Linked DNA regions of Homo sapiens: region 2 is linked to region 1. A link is a contact called in ENCODE Hi-C or POLR2A ChIA-PET data. All regions are on one chromosome and are shown on one strand. Each heading gives the region's core, a stretch centred on a gene start or an enhancer-like site at or near the end of the contact. The rest is flanking DNA. Distances are from core to core; before and after follow the strand shown.

Evidence for each region. A loop is a pair of places that touch in the nucleus more often than their neighbours do. ChIA-PET counts read pairs that join two places held with the same protein, here RNA polymerase II (POLR2A). Pooled maps may share reads with other maps.
Region 2: a loop to region 1 is called in a map of CD8-positive, alpha-beta T cell, with 6 times the contacts of the local background. The contact joins the enhancer-like site here to the promoter of DMAC1 in region 1. A Hi-C loop is called at or near these places in 7 of 168 maps with a recorded cell type or tissue (CD4-positive, alpha-beta T cell, CD4-positive, alpha-beta memory T cell, CD8-positive, alpha-beta T cell and 1 more) and 12 of 50 pooled maps. POLR2A ChIA-PET finds 5 or more read pairs at or near these places in 4 of 52 experiments (CD4-positive, alpha-beta T cell, GM12878, activated CD4-positive, alpha-beta memory T cell and 1 more).

What each region holds. Positions count from the first base shown.
Region 1 is chr9:7,798,528-7,804,400 of GRCh38, forward strand. It overlaps DMAC1 (distal membrane arm assembly component 1), which reads right to left and starts at 1,251. Exons shown (of 2, transcript NM_033428.3): 1 at 934-1,251; 2 at 1-110. The coding sequence starts at 1,207. The coding sequence ends at 46. RefSeq lists an enhancer at 1,015-1,561.
Region 2 is chr9:7,933,623-7,939,495 of GRCh38, forward strand. The region is part of intron 2 of LOC105375971 (a long non-coding RNA gene); the gene reads right to left. Among named protein-coding and RNA genes, the nearest start is that of DMAC1, 140 kb to the left of the region's middle. Within about 2 kb of position 2,154, at least 3 of the 41 ENCODE cell types and tissues checked have a DNase peak (open chromatin) inside an H3K27ac peak, as active enhancers do; they include CD8-positive, alpha-beta T cell, where a contact is called at or near this core.

The sequences.
Region 1 (5,873 bases), core at 1-2,500:
CGGGGAAAGGGACAGAGACAGAAGACAGATTCACTGGTGGTACTTTCAAACAACGCGGTAGGCCTTCCCTTTGGGGTCTGCCATGACAACGATACCCCAGGTGGCAATGCCTAGAAAAAAAACAACAATACCTTACCTTTATGCTGCATTTAAATTTACCAAGTGTTTCACATATACGCCATCTTATTTAACCCTCACAACACTTCTGGAGGATATATTACCATTGTATCTTTCTTATAAGGCAAGTGAAGCACAGAAAAAGAAAAAAAAATCAGGAAAAAAAAGAATATCCTGTAGGAGAATTTACCTATACAGGATCAAGAAGGTAAGACAGTTAGAAACCTAAAATTCTATTCACTGACAATCGGTTTGAAAGCTAAAAAAATCATGACGTTTGATTGGATGACATCTTGACGATCACAGAACGGGGCTGTGGGCCACATTACCCAGGTGTACCAAGTAGGTGAGCTTAGAATCCACGTCTAAAGATCTGGGATTCAAGGCAAATTTCTTAAATTAAGGTCAAGGGCCCTCGCTCAGGCTTTCTCCAGGACCTGGAGAAAAAGTATGGGCTTTGAGATCTGATATACCTGGGATCAAGTGACTGTCATTTCCTGACCATGAACACAATACTCCTCGTTGCCTCGGTTTGCTCCACAGTAAATACTATAATCATACCTACTTCTAACAGCTATTCTGAGAATTAAAAGGGCTGAGTCTAATAAGGGTTCTCAAGAAATACTAACTTAAAATTAAAAAAAAAAAAAGAAAGGCGTTCCAACAACTTCCTCTCCCACCTTGTTTGAGGTGCCCCCACCACCTGACCAGCGGCAGCACCCCGCCTCCCCGCCTCCCCGCCCACGTGGCTGCTCCGTTTCCTTCCTCTACCCCGCAGATACCCAACCCGCCCAAGTGCTGTGCCTTGATTCTCACTGAGGCCGATGACCATCTGCGTAATGGTCCATGGACTCGGGGGGTATCCCATCTTCATGGGCTTCCGTGCCACCCAGTACACGTACCCGCCCGCCCCCATCAGCCCCAACCCAGAAAGCACGCGACAGCTCCAGCAGGTCTTCAACAGGCGGTGTTCTGCTGGGGAGGTCGGCGCTCCGGGTGTAGCTGGGGGCGCAGGTTTGGCGGGCGCGGCGGCGGTACCGGGAGGCGCAGTGATATAGGACTCAAAAGGCTGGGACAACCGAGACCCCATGCTCTGGAACTCGGCCTCAACCTTGGGCGTCTTTGGTTCAAACTGGCGTAAACGACGCACCGGAAGGCAGAGCGCCGGAAAGCAGAATGCCGGGACGCTAGCGCAGTGCGCGGAGGAATCTTAAGGGCTGCTGGGAAATGAAGTTCTCCTCCGCTTCAGAGGCGGAAAAGGTGAAAGAATGCTGCTCTTTCCTGCTGGATTTCTCTGGCAGCAACAACCTTGTATGCGCTGGAGGACAATTCCAGCCCTCCTCCCCGCCGCCCCCCCCGCCCCCACTGTTTTAGAAATTCTGTAATCGCTACTCACTAAATGAATCACCTTTCAGTCTCCTTAAAGAAGTCTGGCTCTCTTAAGTTTCCTGCCTCACATGAACTGCGAGACCTTGGGCATGTCATATCTCCTATCCAGAGGCCTGTGAATCAAGGAGTTGGGTTTTATATGTGCATAATCATGTGCTAGATACAGACATACCATAGCGATTGCAGGTTTGGTTCTAGACCAACACAATACAGCAAATATCTCGATAAAGCAAGCCATGCAATTTTTTTTTGGTTTCTCCGTGCATATAAAAGTTGTTTATACTGTAGTCTATTAAATGTGCAGTAGCATTGTGTCTAAAAAACAGTATATATATCTTAATTTAAAAAACATCTTGCCCAAAAAATGGTAACGATTACCTTAGCCTTCAGTAAATCCTAATCTTTTTTTTTTTTTTTTTTTTGAGGTGGAGTTTTGCTCTTGTTGCCCAGACTGCCCAGTGCAATGGCACAATCTCGGCTCACTGCAACTTCCGCCTCCCGGGTTCAAGTGATTCTCCTGCCTCAGCCTCTCGAGTAGCTTGGATTACAGATGCCTGCCACCACGCCTGGCTAATTTTTTTGTATTTTTAGTAGAGACGGGGTTTCACCATGTTGGCTAGGCTATTCTCAAACTCCTGACCTCAGGTAATCCACCTGCCTTGGCCTCTCAAAGTGCTGGGATTACAGGCATGAGCCACCGCACCTGGCCACTTCTAATCTTTTTGCTGGTGGAGGGTCTGGCCTTGATGGTGATGGCTGCTGACTGATCAAGGTAGTGGTTGCTGAAGGTTGGGGTAACTGTGCCAATTTCTTAAAATAAGACAATAATGAAATTTTCTGCAAGAATTGACTCTTCCTTTTACGAAAGATTTTTTTGCAACATGCAATGCCGTTTTATAGCATTTTAATAACCACTATATAACGTCTTTCAAAATTGGAGCCCTTTATCCAACATTTTGACAATGTTCATAGCATCTTCACCAGGAGTAGATTCCGTCTCAAAAAACCACTTTCTTCATCCATAGGAAGTAACCCCTCATCTGTTCAAGTTTTATCATGAGATTGTGGCAATTCAGTCACATCATCAGGCTCCACTTCTAATTCTAGTTCTCTTGCTATTTCCACCACATCTGCTGTTACTTCCCTCATCTGAAATCTTGAACCCTTCTTAGTTGTTCATAAAGATTGGAATCAATTTCTTCCAATATCCAGTTAGGGATATTTTGATCTCCTCCCATGAGTCACAGATATTCTTAATGGCATCAGAATGGTGAATCTTTCCCAGAAGGTTTTCAATTTACTTTAACCAGATTCATCAGAGAAATCATTATCTCTGATTGTAAGGCTGCAAGAGCCTTACAAAATGTATCTCTTATATAATAAAACTTGAAAGTCAGAATTACTTCTTTATCTATAGGCTGCAGAATGGATGTTGTGTTAGCAGTTATGAAAATGCTAATCTCTTTGTACATTTCCATTAAAGCTCTTGAGTAACTAGGTACATTGTCAATGAGCAGTAATATTTTGAAAGGAATCTTTTTTCTGAGCAAGAAGTCTCAACAATGAACTTAAAATATTCAGTAAACCATGCTGTAAACAGATGTGCTGTCATCAGGCTTTGTTGTTCAAATTATAAAGCACAGGCAGAGTATCCTTAGCATAATTCTTAAGGATGCTAGGATTTCCAGAAAGGTAAATGAGGACTGGCTTCAATTTAAAGTCATCAGCTATATTAGATTCTAACAAGAAAGTCAGATTTGAAGCGTGAAACCAAGCATTGACTTGTCCTCTCTAGTTATGAAAGTCTTAGATGGCATCTTTTATTAATAGAATGCTGCTTCATCTATACTGATTATCTGTTATCAATTATCTAAGCTACATCTCTTTGATAACTTGCTGCAGCTTTTACATCAGCACTTGCTGCTTCACCTTGCACTTTTATGTTATGAAGACAGCTTATTTTTTTTTAACCACATGAACCAATGTCTACTAACTTCCAACTTTTCTTCTGCAGCTTTCTCACCTCCCTCAGCCTTCGTAGAATTAAGGAGAGTTGAGGTCTTGCTCTGGATTAGGCTTTGATTTAAGGGAATGTTGTGGCTGATTTGATCTTCTATCCGGATGACTGAAACTTTTTCCATATCAGCAATATGGCTGTTTTACTTTCTAATCATTGGTGTGTTCACTAGAGTAGCACTTTTAACTTCCTTTTTCTTTGTATTTACAACTTGGCTGTTTGGCCTACATTCCGGCCTATCCCAGTTTTCGACATGCCTTCCTTAGTAATAATCATTTCTGCATTTTGACTTAAGTTGAGAGAAGTTTGACTCTTCCTTTCACTTGAACACTTAGAGGCCATTGTCATGTTATTAGTTGGCCTAATTTCAATATTTTTGCATCTCAGCAAATGCAGAGGAGAAGTAGAGAGGGCAATGGTTGGTGGGTGGAGCAGTCAAAACACACATTTTTATTAAGTTCACCATCTTCTATGGGTGTGGTTCATTCTGCCCTAAAATTATTCCAATAGTAACATCAAATATCACTGATCACAGATCACCATAACAGATATAATAGTAATGGAAAAGTTTGAAATATTACAAGAATTACCAAAATGTGATACAGACATGAGTGAGCACATACTGTTTGAAAAATTATGCTAATAGGCTTGCTCTACACAGGGTTGCCACATAACTTTCTATTTGTAAAATATACAATATCTGCCATTTACAGTAAAGTGAAGCATAGTGAAATAAGACATGCCTGTCCTTTGCTAAGCAACTAACTGCATGATGCCATTTAATCTTCATGACTCAACATGGCAGATGAAGTTTTCCCAACATATGACAAAACTGGCTAACTGCCATAGCCACAGTTGAAACCAGTGTCTGTGGATACAGTCAAATATCTTAAACACTACCTGTACATATTGTGAAGAGACTACACAAATGTGATCAAGATGTTAAAAATTGGTTTGAATTACCTGGATAAATACTTTTTATTTCTCTTTAGCTTCTTTCTTAAAGACATGGTCTGAATTATGTCATAGTCATGGCATTGTTTTTTTGAGAGCCTTGGAAAAATTCAACCCCAAAATCAGGCTAATAGATATGAGGAATTGATACAGAATCTGTTTTTGCCGGTTTACTTTCTTATCTCTTAAGAATGATGTTTTACTTATGATACTGTCTTTGCAATTAAACTTCTGTATCATCAACTCCCAACTCATATCACCTTTCATTTTCTTTGGGTTTTGAGTACATATTTCTTATGTTGGGTGGTTCTCAGAGAATTACTAGCAAGAAATAATGACATTTAGAGTTTTGAGTTTGTTTCTCTTAGAGGAGATGGGTGAATATAGGGATAACTTTGGATTTAAACTTTTTTCCTTTAGATTGCCTTTAAAAATTAACAAGATAAACACATTCTATTCCATGTTCTGAAATGCGATGTGATTTTTAGGAAGGCTAAAAAAAGGAAAAAATAAAGATATGGATATATGAGGATAAAATAAAGTAGTGAGAATACTGGGTTGGCCTACTGCTTAACTTCAAAGATGCTCTCTATTTATATATATGTTATATGGCACATATAATTAGGGAGGATCTTTATATATACACACACATATATGAGAGAGAGACATATAGATATACATATCTCTATGTATATTTATATCTATAGAAAGGTGTGTGTGTGTGTGTGTGTGTGTGTGTGTGTGTGTGTATGTGCATGTGTGCACGTAGTAGGAAGACAAAGGAGTTTGGGAGATTTGGGTTCGATACCTTACTTTATTACTGTGGGCCACCCATGTGACATAGAAAATATTATTTATCTTCTCTGGACCTCAGGTAAATCATGTGTAAAATAAGATTTGGACTAGTTGGTCTCTAACAGTTTTTCCTGACTTGAAAATCCAACTACTTATTAGGAATCTCTCTTCAGATGGCATTGCACTAAGTGCCATACCAAATGAATTCAATAGTATTTCATTTAGAAATTCACAATTGTGGCTTCTGCTTCTTACTGCCTGATAACAACACTTTATAGTTATGTAATTTCTTCGTATTTATATAGGAACAAACTCATCGTTTCGCGATTGTTGCCAGACATTTTGACTGATAACCCTATAGATAAAAAAGATTGAGCACACACTATCATTTATGCATGTTTCTTATTTATAAATTATATATTAATATACCGCATTATATATTATAAGCATGAGGTAAAATAATAGAAATAAGAAATTTCAATATTTTCTCACATCACAATATATGGACTTGTGCATCTCCATGGATACCATGGTTATTTGACATGTGATTTTATTTATTCATGTTTTATCTAAAAGCTTATCTTCCATCAGGAGAGAACAT
Region 2 (5,873 bases), core at 904-3,403, 140 kb after region 1:
AAGTGTCAATATTTCAATCCAACAGAAACCTGACTGATTTATGAATGTGTATTATTGGCAAGGGGATAGGCATGGTGGCTAAACTATCAACACAAAGACAATTTCAATGAAGCATTTAAACCTAAGCATCTCTGATTTGGATAGAGAAATGGGTTCTCATTCTTGACTCTACAATATATTGTTTGTATAATCAACCTGTTTTAGGACACAAACTTTCCTCCACAAAATCTTTTGTTCCCCAGGAAAACAATTTTTGCTGTCAGATAAATCAGTGATAAAAGAAGACATATTTTAGCAAAACATTTGTTTTATAGATTTCATGTTTACATATCCAGAAACATGATTGCTTTTTTATTGTCACAAATACTTTTTTTCTCATTTAAAACAAAACAAAACTTTCAGCTGTGCTGCTCATAAGAAAGTAAATGAAAATATTTGAAAGATAAAGTAGTCACTTTCTCATTATTAGATAGGCTAAGACACCATGAAATATTAAAGTTATTAGCAGAGTAGAATCCTAACCTAGCTCATCTAGGTTTATGATTTTAATTAACCAACTTTGCTCTTTCCGAAGTAATACAAATCAAAGATGCCAAAATCACTTCATAAGAAGAAGGAAACATTATTCCTAAATTATTAAGGAAAGCCAAGAGAAACTGCCTATGGACAATTGGCTTAATCTAAGAGTTCATCGTTTTCTGCCTGAAGTTTCACTGAGCAGATGTTCCATTTTTCTTATCTTTTTGAAATATGACTTAAAAAAACACCTAGGGGAAAATTTTAAATTTCATGAAGGATGATGGTTTTTGTCCCGTTTTATACCTTTTATGTGCTACTATGTAAAATGAGAATATTAATAATGGCTGCCGTAGTGTTACTATGATCAAGCAACCAACAAGGCACCTGGCATAGATACGTTAAAAAATGTTTGTTATTATTCTTATTAAACTATTTTTCATAGTCTAAATATTAACTAATGCAATAACAAATGGAATTTTTTTTTTTTTTTTTTTTTTTTTTTTTTTGAGACGGAGTCTCACTCTGTCACCCAGGCTGGAGTGCAGTGGCGCGATCTCGGCTCACCACAAGCTCCGCCTCCCGGGTTCACGTCATTCTCCTGCCTCAGCCTCCCGAGTAGCTGGGACTACAGGCGCCCGTCACCACACCCGGCTAATTTTTTGTATTTTTAGTAGAGACGGGGTTTCACCGTGTTAGCCAGGATGGTCTCGATCTCCTGACCTCGTGATCCGCCAGCCTCGGCCTCCCAAAGTGCCGGGATTACAGGCGTGAGCACCGCGCCCGGCCATAAATGGATTTTTTTACCTTTGAAGATACACATGCCTGTATGTATATATATCTGTATCTACATATGCAAACATACACATATATGTATATATTTTTTAAAGGAAGTCTTTTTATTGTTGCTGCCGCTAAGCAATGGTTTCAGTGAAATTCAAATACAGAGAAAGCAACTTACTTATCTGCACAGAGACCAGAGGTAGATGAAAAAACAGTTCTTGTCCTCTCAGAGGAGACTGAGTGAGGCCTCTGGACTCGGCCTCTATTGCGCCCCAATCATTTCACAAGTAAAAGGAACCTTCAGTGTGAGAATGGACAGACAGGTAGTACAGAGGCTATTTTATTATAATAAATGGAAAGCCCTGTTGGAGTAAGCTACACGCTGCCAGACATCATTTTCTCATGACTGCATAATCTTTCATAGCATTGTTTAAGGATTATTGTTTTAAGCCCCCCATGGAATCTTGTGGAGACTGGGGTATGTGGATTCACAACAACAACAAGAAAACCAAAGCTCTAGATTTAAGAATTGCCAGAAGGCCATTCATTAGAAGCCTGGACAATATCAGAGTTCTTGAAATATGGTTACTAAAGACTTCACTAGATAAAGGATTTCTTTTTCCTCAGGTTTGCATGTTTCATATTTTCTTTCATACACGTTTCCCGTCAGACTTTCCAGTTATGAGTTTGCACCCCCATCCCTTGCCTATTGAAAATCCACAAACTGTGGGGCATAGAAACTGTTTGGAAGGAGGTTAGAGAAAAAACTCACTTCTCTAATCACGCAGCAGAAGTGGCTTCTGCAGATTCTGAAAGAAAAGACTAATCTCACTGCTCCTCCTTCACAGTCTTTACTCGTGGAGCCTGTGGTTTAATAGAGGGAGAACTCAGTGTCATAACCTCATTTTTTGCTATGCTAAGATTTGTTTATACAGGAAGGGTGGGACTTCTGTTGAACCAAGAAAATCTCTCAAATGAAAGAGAAACCACAGCAGTGCCTATCTTGCACCTACTACATATTCAGTATTTATTGAATAATAAGTAATGAATGATTCATAGTGTCTTGCCTCAGCTTTTTCTCTGAGCCTTAGGTTTCTCTTCTATATGTGGTTTGGAGCAGATAAGGGCTATATACAATTTTTGGGGATGAGAATGTTCTTCTCAGCTCCTGTCCCACATGTCAGCTGATTGGCTAAGCCATCATCCCCCCACCAGGACGTATTCAAACTTGGCACTGAATATTCAATCTTTACAATACAGTGACATTCCTCTGGGTATCTGTGTTCACACAGGAGCCTAGCCAGTTGCTAGGAAGGCAATGGTTGCCCACACTGAGGAAGGAGGAAGAGTGAAAAGAGACTATGGGAGCATGTTTATTCTCCCCGAGGGAAAGGTCTTTGAGAAGCCAGGCAACGTGTAGGGCCTTAGTCCAGAGAGCTGTGACTCGGCAAAGGGCTCAAGTCCCAGCAGGAAGCTGAGGCAGAAGGCCAGGCCATGTGGACCAGGCCCAGAATGCGGAGGGAAGAAGAGGACTACCATTTGGTCAGGCCCCAGGTGCCCAGCACTCACACCAGGTGTACCAGGTTCTGAATTTATAGCTAAACAGCTATTTTCAGACCCCTCCTGCTAGTAAAGGCATGCCTCCCTGCATACTGCCTGCTTTTAGGTTTAGGAAGTAGGTGGAGTTTTCTGCAGGTGGAAAAGCACAGCTGAAAAGGGAGGGAGAAAACAGCTCTGACAGACACAGAACAGTATCCTTTCTGTGGTGCTAATTTGAAGAATTCTTTCAGTAACGTTGATTTGAGGGTGGTTGCATAGCCAGAGAGATGAAGGTGAAATGGATGTTTTCTTTAGTCTGGATAACAGCACAGGCTACGCTGCTGAGTCTTACAAAATCACCTGCTGAGGGATTCATGTCAATGTGTCCCATTCCTCCCCCTCCTCCTCAAAAAAAAAAAAAAATACGTATATATATATAGAGAGAGAGAGTACAGAGTACAGCAGGTTATTTTAAAATATTATTTCTGGCCAAAGACATGCCCATAGAGTCTAGAAGAATGATCACCTGGCAGGCAGTTATAGCAAATCACATGTTAGTTTCATGGAACCTCAAGTCTAGCTGGATCCAGCTGGACAAAGTACAACAAATGAATAAACATATAAAAATAAAATGAGATTTAAAAACTTCAACATTAGCGTCTATCATTGGACATTTGTGTGACCTCAAATCTCAACCAAAGTAAAAAGCCCAAGCATTCCAATGCAACTAGGGAAATTTTTCCATGGTGTAAGGGCCATTCAAGGTCCAAGACTAGTCACCTTATACTTTGGCTCAACTCCTAAGAATCCAAATCCCAGAGGCCTGGGCTACATGTGGCAGGTCAGGACATTCCCAGTAAGGGCCTTCAGGACCTTTCTCAGGCTGAGAACCTAACTCAATGGAGTCAATACATACAGACACAAAGGTATCTTTGAAGTTTGTATTTTATTTGATTTCCAGCTGTTGCAAAAAGGTGTTTTTAGTCTCCAAATATAGTCACATTGCAGGGTTATAGTTTCAATCTATGAATTTTGGAGGACACAGTTCAGCCCATAACTCTCTTTAAATTATTTTGGTTTTGCAAAAGCAAGTGGGAGATGATAGCTGTGGAAACTAGAACTTAATTCTAATGGAATAAGTTCCCAAATGGAACTTGAGGACTGAAAATAGTAAAGACTTATGTGTACCTTTATATTTTTCCTCAAAACACCTTCCTATGAATGTTGTTTTATAAAAAAATTCGTGAAAACCATGAGAGGTAAATTAGAAAAATATTATTATCCCTGTTTGGCAGGCAAGAAACCTGAGGGGGTGATAGGGGATGTGTAAAATGACTTGCCTAAAGTGAGTCTGAGAGCTCAGAGGTGCTGGGATCACCATGCAGACCCTGCTGTAGCTTTCCATGGCCTTGTCTCCATCACTTGTCTTTCCTTTGCAAGCTGCCTGTAAAATATTTTTCAGATGTCCCACAATGACGCAACAGGACAAATATCTATAGCACTCCCAGACACCAGAAGTTATTATAAATGAGTAATATGAAATCATGCCCCAAAAGGTTGAGGCTCTGTAAGTTATTTCACTCTTGCTATAATTTCATTCTCAAAATATTTTCTGGGCACCGTTCCTCAAGTAAATGGAAGAAAAATACCCTGGAGGAAGATAAAAACTTTAGTGTGAAATCTATTGTATTTTTTTTTAAATGAGCAAAGTTCAGACAGAAACAGGAAAATTGAGCACCTGATGTGAAGAGGGAAGGTTTCTTATATGAAGTCTTTAGGTGATCCGGAAGAATATGCCAGTAGGATCTGGTTTGGAATATTCCCAAGGGCAAGGTGCAGCCTCTCTGAGATTTTATGGGTAATGCATTCGTGAAAACACCTGCCTTGTCCTTCAGAGTTTTCTCTAAGCTCAGATCAGCCTCACTGGTTCATCCTTCCTCTTACTCCTCCCGTTTAGGCTGATTAAGGAGCTGCTTCCTTGATCATCAACCCCCGGCTCTTCTGGATAAACACACGTAGATTCCAGAAAAGAAAAACCAGAGAGATAAACCAGTGGTTCTCTGATGCTTGTGGCAGGGGCAGCAGGAGGTTTCTTCTAGGTGCCAGTCCCACATTCTAGTGATCCTATATCATAGCCCTGCGGATTCTGCTCCACAACAATGGGCTGACTTTTATTCTTTTTGCAATAGGCTCTTCTCCTATGACCTTTTGTTTGCTTTGCTTTTCTTTGCTTTTATTCTTTTTCTGTCAATAAGAATATGTGACAAACTTCCAGTTTAGAAATAATTTACCAGCCTGAGCATAAGGGGTATTATCACACACAAGATTGTGTTGGTATATTGAAGAGAACTGCATGCTGTGGTGTTCTCGGTTCGGCCCTATGTTATATGGCTATATTCTATAGATTTGTTCTGAGTGGAAAAATCGGTGGAGGGGGGGTTGAGCTATATTATTAATCCATAGTCATAGTATTCTTCGAATAATAGCATTCCCCAGACCTGCCACATCTTCGGCAATTACATTTAGTGTCAATTGCTACTCTACCTGTAGGCCTCCTCAAAAATGGCCCACCTATATGACTTAGCTAAGGGCCATACATAACAGAGCTCAGGGAAAATGAGCTGATTGAAAAATAAAAGCTGTTATTTACTGAGCATCTGCTAGGGGCCAGGTCTCTAGTTAACTATTTTACATTCATTATCTCAGTTCGTGCTGACATCCATTCCGTCAGGTGTACACCGTCATCTCTGTTTCACCAAAGAGAAAACTGAAACTCAGAAATACCAAGCATTTTCTCATGATTACTCAGTGGCAGAGCTAGAACTGGAACCCAGGACTTTGTCAACACCTATCATCTAGACCAGACATTGCACTCCTGCTCCCGGAAGGGCTTTGTTACCATCCAGTTGCAGCATTTACTGGCCTATGGTCATTCTATCAAGTGGAATCTTAACACCTCAACAGTTTGAGGCGAGCAGTTTGTTTATACCAACTTGACCAATTGCCTTTGAAATACCTGTAATCTTTCTTTATCA